2 separate regions of the Homo sapiens genome follow, and region 2 is linked to region 1. A link is a loop called in an ENCODE intact Hi-C map of the cell type or tissue named here. Cell type or tissue: CD14-positive monocyte. All regions are shown on one strand. Each heading gives the region's core, and the rest is flanking DNA. Links, peaks and the distances in the headings are about the cores only.

What was found. Peaks named below come from ENCODE experiments on the same cell type or tissue, not always from the same donor. Only the 100,000 strongest peaks of a DNase experiment are listed, where the experiment ranks them.
Region 2: it touches region 1 in a loop (2.5-fold over the local background); 2 of 110 quality-filtered maps call a loop at or near these places.

The regions. Positions count from the first base shown.
Region 1 is chr2:118,877,768-118,887,060 of GRCh38, reverse strand. No RefSeq gene overlaps it. Among named protein-coding and RNA genes, the nearest start is that of EN1, 35 kb to the right of the region's middle. RefSeq lists a silencer at 5,237-5,296. In CD14-positive monocyte, for the core only: CTCF peaks have their summits at 4,055, 4,255 (motif pointing left), 5,105 and 5,304 (motif pointing left); DNase peaks (open chromatin) are centred at 4,240, 5,330 and 8,320; H3K4me3 peaks cover 652 bases; H3K27me3 peaks cover 815 bases.
Region 2 is chr2:118,981,603-118,990,895 of GRCh38, reverse strand. MARCO (macrophage receptor with collagenous structure) reads right to left here. Exons shown (of 17, transcript NM_006770.4): 10 at 9,240-9,275; 11 at 8,642-8,740; 12 at 8,486-8,548; 13 at 263-307. LOC124906072 (a long non-coding RNA gene) reads left to right here. Exons shown (of 3, transcript XR_007087213.1): 3 at 410-689. Among named protein-coding and RNA genes, the nearest start is that of MARCO, 44 kb to the right of the region's middle. RefSeq lists an enhancer at 1,408-1,909. In CD14-positive monocyte, for the core only: a CTCF peak has its summit at 3,924; DNase peaks (open chromatin) are centred at 1,185, 2,785 and 3,955; H3K4me3 peaks cover 908 bases; H3K27ac peaks cover 2,244 bases.

The DNA of each region.
Region 1 (9,293 bases), core at 698-8,697:
GGTGAGGTGCACCCATGGGCCTGGTGCAAGGCTAGAGAGCCCTTTGATGAAACGATAACATCCTTGTCTTCAATTGGTCATAAATATGAAAGACACACTTTATGGATGTTAGTGAAGGTGCTGGTTTCAGAAGTAAAGGCACCAGAAATGCTTCAGAGATTTTACCAGAAAATCGTCTGCCAACTTCCTCGTGGTACCTAGAATGCTTAAGGGACTGACTCCAATGGTGCAACGGTGTCTACCTGCTTCTGCCACAGAGGTTTTGGTAATGGCCTCTTCTGACAATAGAGGAAAATTGTCCTTTGAATTGATAACCCTACTTGGGAGGCTTATACTGAGAAAAAAAAAAAAAGCATTGGAAACATGGGACAAGTCTGATGCATGATGATTGTTGGAGTGGTATTCCCTACAACAACAGACAAACCAACAACCTAAGTGTCAAACAATTGGGGAAGGCATCATTACACCAAGGATCATTTCTCATTTTGATAGCCATCAATAATGAGCAGTTGTTACAACCTTAAAAATGCTTATGATATGGACACAGAAAGGGGTACATCACACACCGGGGCCTGTTGTAGGGTGGGGGAAGGGGGGAGGGATAGCATTAGGAGATACACCTAATGTTAAGTGACGAGTTAATGGGTGCAGCACACCAACATGGCACATGTATACATATGTAACTAACCTGCACGTTGTGCACATGTACCCTAAAACTTAAAGTATAATAATAAAAAAAATGCTTATGATAAAATGTCAAACAAAAAACAGTTTGTGGTTTCAGAAAAATTAGGTGTGACTATAGTAACATCTAACATGTAACACAGAAATATGGGAACAGTTTTTTGGAATGGTGGCAAAATTTAGGATGAATTATTTCCTCTTTAATTTGTGGTATTGTTATTACAATATTATTTGCATAGTTTTAAAAAGAAGAGAGTGATAAAGAAAACTTCTCATCGTAGGACCCTGAGGGTAACCAGAATGGCATCAAATTCTCCAATAATCTCTGGAGCCCAGAGGTCTCTGACTCTCTCCAAGGAGTTCAAGCAGAAGCTGACTGACCCTTGGTCAGAGGCAGACAGAGGTTATGATTGAGCTGGATGGGAGTTGCCTCTGTTCGGCTCTGCAATTCTATAATATTAAGAAACATGTTTGGCTACATCAGGGTTTCTCAACCTTGGCACTATGGACATTTTGGATCAGATAACTCTTTGTGGTAGGAGGATGTCCTGTGCATTTTAGGATGTTTAGCAGCATCTTTGACATCTACTTACTAAATGCCAACAGGCACCCTCCCCAGTTGGGACAATCAAAAATGCTTCAGACTTTGTCAAATGTCCTTTGAGGGACAAAGTTGGCCCCAGTTGAGAGCCGTTGGATTAGATCAAACAAAAGACAAGTGAAGAGCTTGCTTACTGTACCAGACGTGTGAGGTATTTGGCCTTAACAAAAACATCCTTAAAGTGCTTTGGTTTAAGGAAATGCATGAAGCTAATTTGCATTCACCATCAGCCAGAAGAATAACTTATCTTCAGAATCCCTAGTCCTTCCTTCAAAATCTCCTTGTATTTTTCTCCTGTGAACGATGAACATTCCCCCACCCCATCCAAGGAGTACAGTAGCTTCTTTTCCTACTGCCATTCAAATATAACATCAAGAAAAGAACTGACAGAGAACTTAAACACTGGTGCAAAAGCAATATGGTGTGAGAAATTGAACGGGGACCCAAGCATCCTGGGTTCTAGTCCTGCTTTTGTCAGAATCAACCCCGCAGCCTTGGGCAAGTCAGTTAATCATTCTGGGCCTCCATTATCTTCTCTACAAAGGTGGGTTATTTGATCAGATGATCTTTCTGCACTCATTCTCACTAAAGGGTAAATGACTAACACAGTAAGTTGTGTTGGCCTTCCAAGAGGTGGTTGCACATTTATTGGAAGTGATGCTTTCACTAGGCTAAGAAACAACTCAGCTTGAATGCCAGACTGATGATTATACATGTGTGGATAATGAGAAAGTACAGATGTTTCTGGAACATACATCCAGCTATAGAATTTCAGACTCTTACAGCTGGAGGGTATGTTAGTGATGACCTTGTCCTACCCTCTCATTTTACAAAAGAGAGACAGACAAAGAAGGAGTCAAAGAGAGAGAAAGAGAGAGATAGAAGTAGTAAAGAAAAAACAGTGTACCCTATTCCTTTAAAAGCCAGGGTAAATTTCTGTCTACCCAGCCAAGGCATATTCTTCTTATGTGGAACTTCAACCTATATCTGCCTCTCAGGCAGTTTGCAAGAAATAACAAAATCTATCCTTCCTCTGCAATCCCAAATAGACTCTTTGGCAGCAGTGACTCTCCAAAATCACCGAGGCCTAGATCTCCTTACTGCTGAGAAGGGACGACTCTGCACCTTCTTAGGGGAAGAGTGATGTTTTTACACTAACCAGTCAGGGATAGTAAGAGATGCTGCCCGGCGTTTACAGGAAAAGGCTTCTGAAATCAGACAACGCCTTTCAAACTCTTATACCAACCTCTGGAGTTGGGCGACATGGCTTCTCTGCTTTCTAGGTACCGTGACAGCCAGCTTACTATTACTCACCTTCGGGCCCTGCATTTTTAACCTCCTTGTAAAATTTGTTTCCTCTAGGATTGAGGCCATCAAACTACAGATGATCTTACAAATGGAGCCCCAAATGAGCTCAACTAACAATTTCTAGTGAGGATCCTTGGACCGACCCGCTGGCCCTTACACTGGCCTAAAGAGTTCCCCTCTGGAGGACACTACAACTGCAGGGCCCCTTCTTCACCCCTATCCAGCAGGAAGTAGCTAGAGCAGTCATCTCCCAATTCCCAACAGCAGTTGGGGTGTCCTGTTTAGAGGGGAGATTGAGAGATGAAGCCAGCTGGACTTCCTGGGTCTAGTGGGGACTTGGAGAACTTTTGTGTCAAGCTAAAGGATTGTAAATGCACCAATCAGAACTCTGCAAATATGCATCAATCAGCGCTCTGTGTCTAACTAAAGGATTGTAAAATGGACCAATCAGCACTCTGTAAAATGGACCAATCATCAGAAGGTGGGCAGGGACAAATAAGGGAATAAAAGCTGGCCACCCCAGCCAGCAGCAGCAACCTGCTGGGATCCCCTTCTATGCTGTGGAAGCTTAGTTCTTTCCTTCTTCACAATAAATCTTGCTACTGCTCAGTCTTTGGGTTTGCACCACTTTTAAGAGCTATAACACTCGCCATAAAGGTCCGCGACTTCATTCTTCAAGTCAGCCAGACCAAGAACTCACTGGAAGGAACCAACTCCGGACACAAAAGGAGATCCTGAGGCCTAGAGAGGGGAGGTGACTTGCCCACTTCTTGCTGCCCAGTGGCATAAGCAACATGGTGTTTTAAACCCTGGGAACTTGAAGACATAGGGACAGTTGCTTTGGGGGAACCATACACATTGCTCAGCTCTGCACACTTTCAGGGTCAGCTATCTGAAACCACTTAGCATACTCACTCGAGTCTCCTGAATTTGGTGGCATGAAAGAATTTATTTCTTGATGCATTTCTACAAACAAGGTCCTCGATAAGCAGGACAAATACAAAAAGAAAGTCAAAAATAGATGTTGAAAAATGAAAGAAAACTATCAGACAAACAAGAGACGAAAACCACACAGGATTTTAAATGGGAAAGTTAAGAATTATTAACTAATAACAGGGGAGTATCAGGGTATTGGCTACTGAGGGTAAAGGGAGCACTTTACAGAGGTGGCAGATATATGGGGCAGGCACTAAAGGCTAAGCGAAGTGCCCGAGGAGAAAACAAATGTGGGACACCCCACCCGCTTCCCCTCTCACCACCAAGGATGAGAATCAGACTTTGCGGGAGAGCATGGGGCTGTCCCCACTGGAGAATGAAGTTTGCCCAGGTGACAGGTGGAGACTGTCCAACAGGAAACTGCCCCCGGGGGTGACAGCAACCCTTTCCGGGAAGCTGCCTGGAGGAAACGCTGCTGAACTTTCTGAAAAATCGGCTGGGGGACTGGTGGGACGGCGAAGCCCTCAAGGGGTGCTTTTGAACTCACTGGAAGCTGGGCGAGGTGCCAGCAGAACTCGCTAGAAAGCTGCACACAGGGGATGCCACTGCAAGTCCTTGAGGGAGGCTGCAACTGGGTGTCCCGAACCCCGCGGGAGCAAGAAGGAATCAGAGCACAGAGACACCAGCAGAGAAGCCCTTCCCCCTGCAGTGTGCCTCTACCACCCTCTACTGGCAAAGCTGAGCATCGTGCCAGTTGCAAAAGAGACGTGTTGGCAAGATTCACCTCCAGTATCACAAGCAATGCAATGAAGTATGGGTTGGGAGAAGTGAGGCAATAAAGTGATAAGTGACACACTCATAACCTGGAACACAACTATTGAGGTAGTGTGCCCCTTTGGTCCTAGGCATTGCCCCCAAAGTCTCAGCCTTTCAAGTTTTCTCACTCTCTTTCTACCCCCAGGTCTTCCCTTATGGCTACACCGGATGATGTTCATGAATGTCATGGAAGCTGAAAACAGTCCCGCTTGGGTCTCAGAAGCTGAGGGTATTAGACAGGAAGGGTCACTTAGCCAGGCTGACCTCGTGTCCAGGTTTGCACCTGCTGTCCCAACCACTGTCCTGTTAGTGCTCCCTCCCACTCTCCCAAGTGTCCTGCTCAGGTGATAAATTACATGGTTCCCTGAAGGCAACCAGCCTGAGTCCAGTCCCATGACTTTACAGATGAGGAAACTCCTACACTGATGTCGAAGAAGAGGCTCTGTGGGGACGTGGGGAGGACTGGACTTGGCTTTAATGTGCAACTTTGGCTTGTTGTTAAGCCTCTATCTAAAATGGTCCACCAAGAGGTAAAATGAGGTCATGTGTGCAGAGCATCAGGCATACATCGTGACCTGAGGGATGGGATGCGCCAACCTCTGCCATGTAGCTCTTCCATCTGCCCACCTCCCCAATCCCTATCCATATTCCCCAGTCTGTCTTCCAGACAGAAACAACAGGGCACATTTATAACAGTGGAGCAAAATACCCCTTCAGAATAGACACTGCTAACAGAAAAGTTCCAGGGTGCAAATCTCAATGTTTGGAAAGGAGGATCAGAGCTGTAAACGCCCAGGGATTGCTAAGCAAGAAGAGGATATTGAGCACTCTCTCCAGTTCATGCCTCTGTCTCCTCAAAGTCCCTCTTCCTGATGGCTACCAGAGGCTTAGAGAAAGCAACCAGGAGCAAACGCCTCTCTCTGGGTAGGCCGGTCCAGCTCAGGTGCACCTATTCCATGGCAAAAAAACAGCCCACGATCTCCACCTGGTGGCCAAGCTATAGAACACACTCCCTCGCCAACTGCTGATCAACCTGTTGAGCAGCTACCCTGCGGCCATTTACAAAAGAAACACAGGCTGGGACCTTCTCTACAGGTGACCTGATGGTGGCTGCTCCTGGAGGCTGATTGGAAGCACGTGTCTGTCTCAGGCCACACTTTGACATGGCACGAGAGACTTCTCTGCCACGCTTGCTGCCCTGGATCCAGAACAGGTTACTCCAGGGTTTCTCAGCCTCAGTACTCTGAACATTTGGGGCTGGATATTTCTTTGTTGGGGGTGGGGTGAGGCCATCCTGTGCATTGCATGATGTTTAGCAGCATCTCTGGCCTCTACTTACGAGATGCCTGTAACAACCCGCTTAGTTAGGGCAACCAAAAATGTCTCCAGATGTTGCCAAAGTCCTATGCAGGAGAGGCAAGACACAAAATCGCCCTCAGTTGAGAATCACTAGGCTACTTAACCAGTCAAGCCTTCGGCACTTATAACGATAGAGACTGATTTTGGACTTGGGTTCCACACAGCATTCTGCAAGCCATTGCAGTTTCCAGTGAGCTGCTTTCTTGGACGCCAGTTAGAACCTGTCATCAGTAGCTCATGGTTTAGGTTTTGAGGAAGGTCTCCTTTTTCTCTGCTTCCAGCATGCTAATTTTGTTTTTTTGAACAAGCTAATGGCATCTCAAGGAAAGGGACCATGTCTTTTCCTTTCCTTGGGCTGCTTTCAGAGACAAGCATGGTGCTTGGAACTTAGGTGCTCAGCATGTAGGTGCTCCAAAGCGCCTGCAGGTTCACAAAGTCAGTCCCCTTCCACGGACCGCAGTGTCTCTCAAAATTATGACTGCCCTGCCTGGAAACCTCCTTGGCCTCTTTTCCTTGGAACCATAGCTAATGAAGAGATCCATCTCATCTCCACCTACATCTCCCGCTGGTGGGCAATCTAATTAGGTTCTTTCTACAATTAACTATTCGTAATTAAAGAGGAGCAAAGCCCATGTGTCATTCTTTAACTCCATCCGTTAAACAACAATGTCCAATTTTGAAATCCCTCTTCAGACAAGGAGAAGTGGTGCATGTGTGGGCTAAGAATTCTCCAGATATGCTAACCTAAATTTAATTATGCAAGGAGAACAGAGGTTTCACTTCATTGTTCCTGGAAGTACTGTAATTAAAACTCAATTAGGGGTGGCACTGGCCAGCATCATTACTCGAGAGTCACCCTGTTGAAGAGACAAACAGCTCAGTGTGCTCATGCAGACATCATCCTGAAGCCTTTGCAAGTAAAGGGGTCATCCAGATCATCCTCTGTCTTCCAGCATCTTCTAAAAGCACCATTTGTTTAACTGATTTCTCTTCATTTTTAACTGTTTAAAACTGTTCTAGCCAAGCTTCCAGGTCAAAAGACGAAACAGCCATTCAGATATCTTGTCTAATCATAGTTCATCAAGTACTTATGATGGGATGGGTGCTTCACACACAGTGTCTTATTTGATCTTTACATTAACCGTAGGAAGTAGGCATCATCCTTATGTAAAGATAGAGGAATAAAGTCTCAAAGAAGTTAAAGAATATTCCATTGGCATCAGTGGAAAGCGGTGGTGCCAGGATTTAAATGGACAAGTCTGCTACTAGAGTCTGTACTCTTAAACATTGTGTTATATTGGCGTTTTGAAAAAGTTTTCCAAATATCTGATATTTGACATCAGAGAGAGACTTCCTCTGTCTGGTTTTGACTGTAAACCCAACACACACATACCAAATACAGGGGATCCTGAATTCTTCTTGCACACATTGCGTTAGCAAGAAGGCTGATGAGCTGGAAGGCTTTGTGTGGGTCCAGTCAATGCACCACTGCCAGAGAAACACATTCGAGGCCCAGTCCACAACTGTAGTGGGGCTGTCTGCACAGATCACCCACACCAGCAGACAATCTGTATGGCTCCTTCTCAGGAGATCCACCAAGAGTGCCTGCCAATGAGTGAGGCATCTTACCTGGGGCCACCACTTGCAGTTGGCAAATTGTGTCCTTCTCAGGGGCACCTACCAAGGGGTGAGTGTACCTGAGTGTCAGCTTGCACTGCACCCCAGGCAAATAAATGGCAACTCTTCTACTTTTCTTTTCTTTTTTTTTTTCCTTGAGACGGAGTCTCACTCTTGTTGCCCAGGCTGGAGTGCAATAGTGTGATCTTGACTGACTGCAACAACGGCCTTCCAGGCTCAAGCGATTCTTCTGCCTCATCCTCCCAAATAGCTGGGATTACAGGCACCCACCACCACGCCCAGCTAATCTTTGTATTTTTATTAGAGACAGCATTTCACCATGTTGGCCAGGCTCGTCTCAACCTCCTGACCTCAGGAGATCCACCTACCTTGGCCTCCCAAAGTGCTGGGATTAAAGGTATGAGCCACTGTGCCTAGCCCCTCTTCTGCTTTTCAAAGGTGCCAGTGGGCTACCAGTGACTTGACCCTACTGGCTTTAGAGTGCTCAGTCTCACAGTCCACTGGACATGCTGCCTCTTGCTTTTACCACACAGAATACAGAGTAAATTAGAACCCTCTGAAGGCAAGCCTCTGGGTCCGTTCCAGAACAAGGGGCAACAAATATGAGGACCTGGAGGGAAGGGCCATATCCCTCCCTTTCCCCTTTCCTGAGGACCTAAGGCCCTCTTTACCTGTGTCTGCTCTGTCCCATTACTTCATTTTTTTTTCCTCCCCTACCACCCTCTGGATGCCACTTCTCTACAGACAAACAGATTGTGCAACAGGAAACTCTCAAGGCATCAAGGTCCCAGAATGAGGACAGGAAGAGTTTGGTGTTGAGATCATTGCTTCTTCCAATACAGAGAACCATGGTCTGACATTTCAGAAAGCTCCAGGTGCAGCTGAGCTGTCAGGGAAGGGTGGAGCATGAGGGGTGGCTCACTGAAGGAGTGATGGAACTGGCACCTGAGGCCAGCCTCAGCCTCTTCCATTTCATAATCCACTGGATGAGTCACTGCCCACAGTTGACCTCTGAGAGCCCAAAACAAACGAGGAGTATGCTGGCACCCAGAGAGAGGGATACTCAGCTTCTTTGGACACCTGGTTGGTAACAGAGCTGAGAGCAGTGCCTGAGCTGACTGCTCCTCTCTATAGCCAACAGCATGGGCTTCCTGCTCCTGCTCTAGCAAAGGGAATGGGATTTCTTTAGGATGAGCCTGGCTGGATTTCCTGCCAAGGCATCTACAGTGGCAATGGGGTTGAAAAGCTAGGAGGGGCCAGCCTTGGTGGTGTGGTTTGCTGTGCAGATGGAGCCACCCTGAGTTCAAGAAACCCAGCAGGATGAGGACAGTGAGCACAGGCTCTGTGTTGGCCACATACTGGGTTAGAGGATAGCTGAATTGTTGGGTCATCCATCCATCATTCATTCATTCCTTCACTTAAAACTCACCTACTTCCAAAAGATATTTACGGCAGCTTAAAATACATCTAATATTGAAGGTTAAATGAAAGATAACATGACACAACCACTTTAGAAAACTGTCTGAAAGTTTCTAACAAATGTAAACACACACCTATCCTTTGGCTCAGCAGTTTCATCCCTAGGTCTTTACCCGAGAGAAATGAATCTATATATGCCCACAAAAGACTTCAAAATATTTGTAGCAGCTTTATTCATCATACCACCAAATTAGAGATGTCCTTGTGTCAGTCAAAGGAGAATGAATAAACAAACTATAGTACATTCATACGATAAATTTCTATTCAGTAATTAAAGGGGACAAATTTCCAAATATGTACAACCACATGGATGAATCTTACAGAAATTATGCTGAGTGAAAGAAGCCAGATGCAAAAGTGTATGTTCAGTTATCCCTTGGCATCCTGGGGGAATTGGTTCCAGGATCCCAGTGGACGCTAAACTCCATGAATGCTCAAGTCCCTTATGTAAAATGGCATAGTATTTGCATAT
Region 2 (9,293 bases), core at 673-8,672, 100 kb before region 1:
TTTTCCCCTTTGCCATCCTCAGCCCCTTTGCCATCCTCAGCCCCTGCCCCATACGCTACACCCCTCAGGATGTTGAGTTCCTGTGGTTCCCAGGTTTTGCAGCGGAGAAATCTGAGGCTTGAGTGACAGAGCCCTGGAGTCTTAACCTCCACTTTGGGAGAAGGTCACAGCTGTGCATTCAATGTCAACAAGACCTGCCCTCTGAGAAGGCAGGCCTTCCCCGTCATCACTCCGAGGGATGAAGATGCAGCCTGCCCTTTACCTGGAACTCCTGATTCTCCTTTTCTTCCTTGCTGTCCTTGAAGTCCTAAGATCAAAACAAAAAAGGGGGGGGGGAGGAGATAATAAAACTTAGGTATTAGACATTTTTAATCTTAGACAACCTCTACCTTTTGTCTGATTAATGCAGATGGAAAGATACATTGGTTCTCCACGATTGTTTAAAGCCTCTTCAGCAGATCATGAAAAGAGACAGTCTGCAGATGAATGAGAACAGGTGTGTTGGGGGTGAAACGGCAAAGTACTGGATGAAAGCCTGGATTAGACAGACCCCAGATGCACCACTGGCCTTCCCTGCCCCCCGGTAACCTGACCTGGCATCTAAATCCAATCCCATTCCCTGCTGTTGCATTTATATTGGAAGAGAATTGGGAGATATTTGGTAAATAAAGTTATCTTTATTGCTAAAAGACTGTGGAGGGGCTCAGTGGCCACCAGGAGCTTTGGAGGTCCTCCTGCATAGTAGATGCTCTTCAAGTATTTGTTGGTTTTTTTCATTGTGGCTCCCAGTGGCTAAAGATTCATGTGGCTAAAGGGTCTAATGTCCAGAAAATGGAAAAATAATAACCACAGTCATTGATGATGATCCTATTGTAGTTAATGTTAAAGGTCCCCCTTTCTTCCTTCTTTCCATCCATTCATCCTTTTTTTTCAGTAAACTTTCATGGAAGGCCCACTGTCCCCAGCATCCTGCTGGGTCACTGAGATAATAATTTGTTCATTTAGCAAGATCATGTCCTCTTGATTTTAAGTGCCAATATTTATTTTATTTCAGAGAAATAGGACTCCTCAAGGCAGTTACACAAACTTGGGAAAATGCAAGCTCATTATTGACTATCAATAACAGTTACTAGAGGGTAATGAGGGGAACACCAACAGTGAGTCATAAGTATCTGTGTCCCCAGCCAAGCATGGAGCTCAGTCAACCTCCTTGCAGTTGCCTCGGGGAAGTTTCTGCCTGCCCTGCCCCACCTCTCACTTCAATCCCTGGATTTCCCAAGCACCTGCAGTGTGCTGGTCAGTGGAGGGAGAGGCAAGGGGCTGGCAGACCTCTTCAGGGCCCCTTCTTGGAATAACGAGCAAGAGAAGTTGTGACTCTGGGGGCATTTCAGATCCCACCTCCAGGCCTGGTGCTGCCTGGGGAGGAGGGCTGGAGAGCTAAGGGGCTGGGAGCTGCCGCTGCAGACCCAGGCAACAAGAGAAGCAGGAAGCACCAGAAGATTCTGAGAGGGCAGCTACTTCTGTTCCTCGTGTTAGGGAAAGGGACAGAACTGAGGTTGGGATAGGTTTTTGTAAGAGCTGGAGGTGCCTTAGAGGTCAGCCCCTGGCAGACAGGCCCCAGCTTACACAGGGCCATTTGTGCACACACCTGTCCCTCTGAATAGAATGCCTCACTGCTTTGGTTCACCTGGAGAACTCACATTTAGCTTGTAAACTCTGCAAAGATGTCAGATGTCACCACCTGTGAAGCCTTCTCTCCCTCGCCCAAGACAAGATATCCTTTCTCCCAAGGCAGTAAAGCAAAGTGGTTCCAAAGTCTGACAGCCCGGACTTGAGTCCACTTCTGTCTTATACTAACTTTGTGACCTTGAGCCAGGTGTCCCTGCTCTGAGCCTCAGTTTCCTTCTCTGAGTCTCCTTGTTTGCCTCCTGAGGCAGTTGTAAGGCTGAAATGAAATCGTGTGTATCAAGCGCTGAGCCCGGTGCCCAGCCAGTGCTGAATAAATGATGTAACAGGACCCACAGTGTCCTGTGTCCCCTCCAGGTGGGGAGCACCTCAGGCACTGAGGTTGAGTCCACACATGAGCACCAGGATTGCTGCACAGCTAGCACCCAGAAAATGTCTGCTATTGACCTGAAGGGCTTAGCTGAGATTGCCCAGGAGAAGCGACAGATGTTTCCCTTCTGCTTACCTGCATCTGAACAGCATACGCCAAGATGGGTTGGGCGAAAGATCACATTCTGTATGTCTATGATGGTGATGAAGTAGAAAACAGTCCACATCCAGGGAGGTCACTATGTCTTGGGGTCCCTGAACCCTACCTCTAGGGACACGCTCTTAAGGTAGAGATTTCTGCAACATGGCACCCTCTGGGATGCAGATAGAAGGGGCCAAGAGTCTGGATGTGGACTGTTTCCTGCTTCATCACCATCATAGACATATAGATTGTGGTCTTTCTCCCCACCAGTCTTGACATACGCTGTTCACATGCAGGTAAGTAGAAGGGGCCTCAAAACACTGTGACCACCCTTTATTGTGACCACCTAAAGAGATGCACCCCTCCAACTGTCCCCTAAAGCACCGAGCAGCAAACACCCTCTAAAGACAGGAATCATAGGGAAGCCCCTGTTCACCAGGTCCATAGCCCCAAGCCTGACTCTCCCTCTTCATTTCCCACACTCTCCCTTCCTAGCTCCTCACCTCCAGGGGACTCAGCATTTTCTGCTGCCTGCATCACGCCAGGCACTGTGCCAGGGGCTTTACATCCATGACCTTGTTTGATCTTTCAGCCACCCTCCAAGGCAGTGTGATTTCCCTCCTTTACAGAGGAGAAAGTACACACTCAGAGATGCTAGGTGAGTAATTCAAGGTCACATAAGAGTGAATGGGGGAAGTTGGGGCTGTCACCCAGGCCCAGCCTCCCAATGTTCCCTGAAGGCACCTTTGTTCCACTAGTACTAGGCTCACTCCTATCTGGAGTTTCACTTGGTCTACGCACTTGGTTCCCAAGACACCTCCAGCCTCCCTGAGGCCATTTCTTCCCCCTAAAAGAGGAGTAGTCAAACTAGAGAATACATCAGAATCATCTGGGTGCATCTTGTTAGTAAACAACTTGCTAGGTCCCACCGGAGTCACTGATTTAGTGGGACTGGAGTGGGAATCCAAGAATCCACAGTACTAACAAGTTCCCAGGTGATGCTAATGCTGCAAGTCTCAGGACCACATTTTGAGTAACACTGCCCTAAACAACTCTCACTCATTCTTGAGCGACCAGCTTACAGCCCACCTCCTACGAGCAGCCTTCCTTGTCTCTTTAGGAGCTCACAGCCCCTCTCGCATCTGAATCCTCCCAGACCCACAGTTCCTATAGCAGAGGTTGGACCTTGATGAAATGCCTTCTGATATGTATTTAATGGGTATTGGAAATTAGAATTGAGGTTTGTATCATTTCTCTCCAAGCCTCGCTGGACTCTAAGAGAACACTGGCTGAGTGGTTGTCCATGGACTAATCGATGGAGGAACTAGTAATTACTTCACTATAAATCAAGGCAGCATCCTGATAGGATCAGCTCCTGCAGAGTAGAGGGAGAAATGGCTAAAAAATAGGTTCTAGAGCTGCATGTTGTAAAACTACGCTGGAGAGCAAATAAATGCTGGATTTTTCTTCTTAACCATAAGCAAGCTGGCTTTCCCCAAGTATCACAAGCTTATCAAGCTGAAAGGGTTCCAAATATTTACTTGCAAAGTGTTTTTACAGAAATAATATTCTCCCAAGAAATGTGTGTTAAGTTAGAAAACATATGCCTTCCAGTTGTTTAGTGTTGAGCTGGTGTTCTGACTAAAGTCTTCAATTGTTCCTGCTCCCAGGGAAGCTGCCTATTTCAAACCCAGAGTGCTGTGAAACTGTCAGGGACCTGGTGTTCTTCTATACTGCTTGCACGCCACAGAAAAGGAAACAGGCTCAGCAACGTCAAGTAGCTGAGCCTGTGGTCACTCAGCTAGTCAGGGGTAAGTTCAAGCTGAGGCTCAGATCTCCTGATTCTGAGTGAAATGGAGAAATCTCCAATACATTAAGAAAACTTTCTTTCTTTCCCTTTCTTTTCTTTTCTCTCACACTCTTTCTTTTCTTTCTTTCTTCTTTCTTTCTCTTTCTTTCTCTTTCTTTCTTTCTTTTCTTTCTTTCTTTCTTTCTTTCTTTCTTTCTTTCTTTCTTTCTTTCTTTCCTTCCTTCCTTCCTTCCTTCTTTCTTTCTTTCTTTCTTTCTTTCTTTCTTTCTTTCTTTCTTTCTTTCTTTCTTTCTTTCTTTCTTCTTTCCTTCCCTCCCTCCCTCCCTCCCTTCCTTCCTTCCTCTCTCTCTCTTTCTTTCTTTCTTCTTTTTGACAGGGTCTCACTCTGTTGCTCAGGCTGGAGTGCAGTGGTGCAATCATAGCTCACTGCAGGCTCAAATTCTTTGGCTCAAGTGATCCTTCTCCTCCTCCTTCAGCCACCTGAGTAGCTGAGACTACAGGTACATGCCACTATGCCCAGCTAATTTTTTTATGTTTTGTAGAGAGGGGGACATTGCTGTCTTGCCCCGTCTGGGGAAACTTTCCTAAATACCATGCCAACTTGGAGGCTAGATGCAACCTGGCAAATTTAGGATTGAGCTAATAACTGACAAATCGACCTTGTGGTAAGAAGTGAGATGAAGGATAAGGGACTCAAAATTGGGGTATGTGTAGACTTCTGCAAAGCTCTCTCAGAAACTTAGAGGAAAATGAGGAAGAGTTTTATAAATGACAATTTAGTGATTTGACTTAGTAGAATTTAATAAATTATTGGACTATCTCAGAACTTAGATATAAGGAATGGAATTAACTAAGAAATTATATTCATGACATAGGGCTCAATTGCTATTATGGATGATCTTTTTGGCTTATCTTTAAAGTAAAACATCTTCAAATACAGATGAGAAAATGGATTTTGAGTTATTTGCACTTCGGTTTTGCCCCAAGAGGAAAATAAAAGGGCATGGAAAATTCACATTGCTATAGTTTAGACATAAAGGCCATTGAGATAAAGAATTTCCAATCAGATTGGTGTTTTGGAGTTTAAATGTTTTGGCTGCTTCTAATGTTATTTCATGAGGTGTAAATGGTAAAAAGAGAAATGTCATGATTACAAGCCGAAGTGGAGTCCTTCCTTATTTCTAAATAAATATTATTTCAAAATAGCTAAGACATGTAGAGCTAAAATTGGATTATTCTTCTGCAATCTTTGAAAGTGAAAATGTTAGAAATACTAAGTGATGGAGGCTGGACAGGGTCTGTTTCTAGTAGGTAAAAAAAGTGACCCTGAGAGAAGGTTCTGCAGGGTATGGTGCCTTGCTTAATAAACTGTGGAGGTTATCTTCCCACCAGAATGGGAAGAATTTCCTCTTTGTCTTCTTTAATATGAGCTGGCTCCTCTCTCAAGAGATGCAAACAAGAGGAAGCATTTCACCTGAATGGGGTAGAGTGTGGTCAGTGGCTGTGGAGGAGGTAGAAAGGCTTGGTGACCAAGCCAGGATTTACCCATTTATGGAGGAGTGGGAGGTGTGGCTGGGGTGGGGACAGGGTGAAGGTAACCGATTTCTCTCAAATCATACACTCTACGTTCTTCCATAAAACCGATTCTGGAAAAGCACAACTCTGGAATCAGACTTTGGGATTCACTTCTGAATTCAGTTCATGCTCCCTGTGACACTGTGAGCAAAGGGTTTACTCTCTCTGAGCCTTTGCTTCCTTGTTTGTAAAGTAGGAATGATAAGTTCAGTGTGATCATGGGAGTCAAGACCCAGGCACAGTGCCTGGCCCAGAGGCACTGATAATAATGAACAGACCGCTCATGTTTTTAAAATAATTAATGCGCAGTAATGAAACCTAGCTGTCACCTAGGTCAAGCCAACGCACTGTAATTTTTCTGTTTTCATCTAAAGTGGCTAGATATTCTCTTGAGAGATTAACGATTTTATTTACAAAATGGGAAATACATCAGTTTGGAAACCTGGCTTGATATATCAACACTGGCCAAGCACTGCAGTGGCTTTAGTTTGGGGAATACCGACATCCTGACATTGACAAGTATACACTGTGCTCCATGATGGGGAGATTGGGCTCCCACCCTCTGCCTGCCCCTGCTTCTCCCACTTCAGAAGTTGTCAAATCTAATCTCTCCGGAAGTTTATTAGCCTATGACTCCAGGATGATCTACATACCCAGCTAAATTAGCCAGATTATGGTCCTATTGGAATTCCCCTCTGAGATGTCCATGTGGACTGTCAGCTACTAAATCAAGGAAAACATTTGGACTCGGGTGGGCAACCTGCACAGTTTTAGATAAACGGGAATTATCACAAGCCCCAAATTGAAATGCACTTCCTCATGTTTACTTGGTCAGCCAGAATTAAGGGTAACCCCTAGAATTTGCTGGCTGGTACTCACCACTAGGCCTAATTATTGGAGAACTCCATAAGGGTATTCAGCAGATATAAAAGGTCTCGATGAGGATGAAATTAAAATGATCCCCAAGCTATGGGCCAAAAGTCTTTTGCTAAAATGGGTGTGGGGTCCTGGTTAAATAACTAAGAACCATGATAGGGCCTGAAAGCTTCATGTTTCTTCCCAGGAATGGAACAAGCTGCTACCTTCTGCTCTGATCCTTTCTGAACTGGGATGAAGGGAGGAGGTGTCACTCATCAGCACACCCTGATTGTGGGGCTGGGGAGGGAGAACTCATGATAGACTGTACTAATAAGATCCCAAGCTTTGTCTTGTACTGGCCTAGATTTGAACCTGGCTGCATCTCTTAATGGCTGTTTGACCGTAAAGTTGTGCTACAAAGAGTGCTTGTCCCACTGGGTGTCAAGAAGATGCTCATTAGCAGGAGCTGCTTTTGTTCTGCAAATCCTCCCAGGATGCAAAGGGCAGGGCAGGATTCCCTACCCTCAGACTGTGGAAGACACAAGCTTGGGGCTTGGGGAGTAAGCACAATGCTCCTGTGGGTAAAATCATGTTTTACCTCCAATACTCTTGGTTAGTTGAGAACCGTTAGTCTGGCAGTGGGGGTGGGGGCAGAGGGTGACTACTATTTACAACCGAGAGATGAAAGCAATCATCTCCATGAAATCACACAGAAGGCTCAGGGGCAAGAGAGCATCAGGTCTCATAGTCAGATGGACTCTGAGACTGGGGACCAGAGAAGATGGAATTATAAGATCAGAATGGACAGTGAACAAGTCAGGAACATCTGACGACTATACCCAGATGGAAACTTTCCTATGGTGAGACCCAGCTAGTGGCCTTCAGGTGGCATCCACATGGGATCAGGTAGCAGGGATCCTCCCAAACACACTGTCCATAAAAAACACAATTGCTCTGGGGCTCGACAGATTACAAGGACAGAGAGGGTGTAAAACTGCGCTTGCCATGGCTCCCGACAGCTTTCAAAGAAACACAAAAGCTCAAGCCCAGAGCCCAAGGTTTGCCAGGAGGTGGTGATGAATGAATCAATCAATTGATTAGAGCTGTGGAGGGCCAGGTCCCAGTGTAGGTCTCTAGCACAGCACGGGGGTGAGGGCATCCAGGTTGTCTGACACAAGCGTGACCTTCTCAGGCAGAGGACAGGGGTGGAGGCAGACTGTCTACAGATGTCCTTGGCAGACATGCAGCTTTACATCACAACCCTGCCTTCCCCATTGCCCCTCCTGCCCGCTCTTGGCTTTCCAATGTGCAACAGTTCTCCACAGAAATGCCCAATCAGAGTGTGCCCACATCATCTGGCAACAGTCTCTGTTCACTGCAATACCCTGCATGTCAGGGCAGAAAGGCAGGAATTGATCTTATGCATTGTGATAGTGGTCTGGACTTTCTAGACCAAGCAAGCACACTGTGACTGGACCAAAACGGCTTATAAAGTAGACTATATTGGTACAATGGTTTACGACCTAGACTAAATAGACATGATGGTATATAACCTAGACTAACCTAGACTCTGTTGGCATTATGGTATAAACTAGTCTTTGGCTAGTGTGGGTCAGTGCTCCCAGGCTGCCCCCCTAGGAAAATGTGGAAGAAGAGTTTTCTGGACCCTCCAGCCTGAATCTAGACTCTTGGACCCCCTCTTAGGGGCCCCAATGAAGGGTTAGCAGGAGACAGCAGAAACGTACAGCTGGGAGGCAGACCAGGGAGATGGTATGGGCAAGGTGCTTTGCTCTCCTCCGTGATGCTGGAGGTTTGGTCATGGCATTCAAGGACTTTCATGAGCTCTGAGAAGAGAAAGAACAGCCCTAGGCCCTTGGGCTTAAGGGGTCCTGGCAGGGGCAACTGCCCCCATAACCAGGAACCTCAGAGGCCAAGGCACAGAAGACCCTCTGCCTCCTCCGTGGGCCTAAGAAGAAGCAGTTTTTCTCTCCATCCATCCTGCCACCCAGCAAGCCCACCTACTCACCCACTGCACCCTCTGTTACCTGTGTCCCCTTTGCTTCCTTTCAGGCCTGTGGCTCCTGGACTCCCGGGGCTCCCTGGAAGTCCTGGACAACAGACACCACAGAGAGCATAAGGGCTGGACTAGGCAGGTTTTCACACATCACTCCCTGTGCCCACCATAGGACCCAGGACCTCACCTGCTCGCCCAGGGGAGCCAGCACTGCCAGGCTCACCCTTGGCACCTGGGTGTCCCACTGCACCAGGAGGGCCCGGAACACCCTGCAGTCCAGGTTGTCCTGAAAGGAAAGTAGTGACTGCCAGGCTGTGGTGGTTGGCAGAGGGCCCAGATACCCCAACCCCCAGTGCTTCTGTTTTCAGCAGTGAGACATGTACCTCTTAACACCTTACAGTCCTCTTGGCAGCTTTAACACCTCTCTTTAGAAGCCATGAGCTAGCCCTCTTAGTAGGAGGAAAATTATTCTCAGCAACTTACTAATCTTTTCCATCTGCAGGGCCTGGGACTTATGGACTTACTAGGAGCTCTGGGTGTGACTGTCCAACTCCACCCCCTGGGTGGCAAAGTGGGGTAAAGTCTAGAGAGAAACATCAGTGAGGCCTGCCCCCACCGCCCACTGGCTGCTCTGTTCCTCTTGGCCAGGGCCAGATGTCTAAAAAACCCCAGGTGTTCTGGGTGAATACTACAATGAAGCAAAAGATGGTGGTGTCTGGTCCCCAGCTTCACTCTGCCAGGGACAGTCGTAGCTGGGATGATGCCCAGATTCCTGTAGTTCTTACCTTGATCTCCTTTAGCTCCAGGAAAACCAGCCAAACCTAAGATGAAAAAGAACT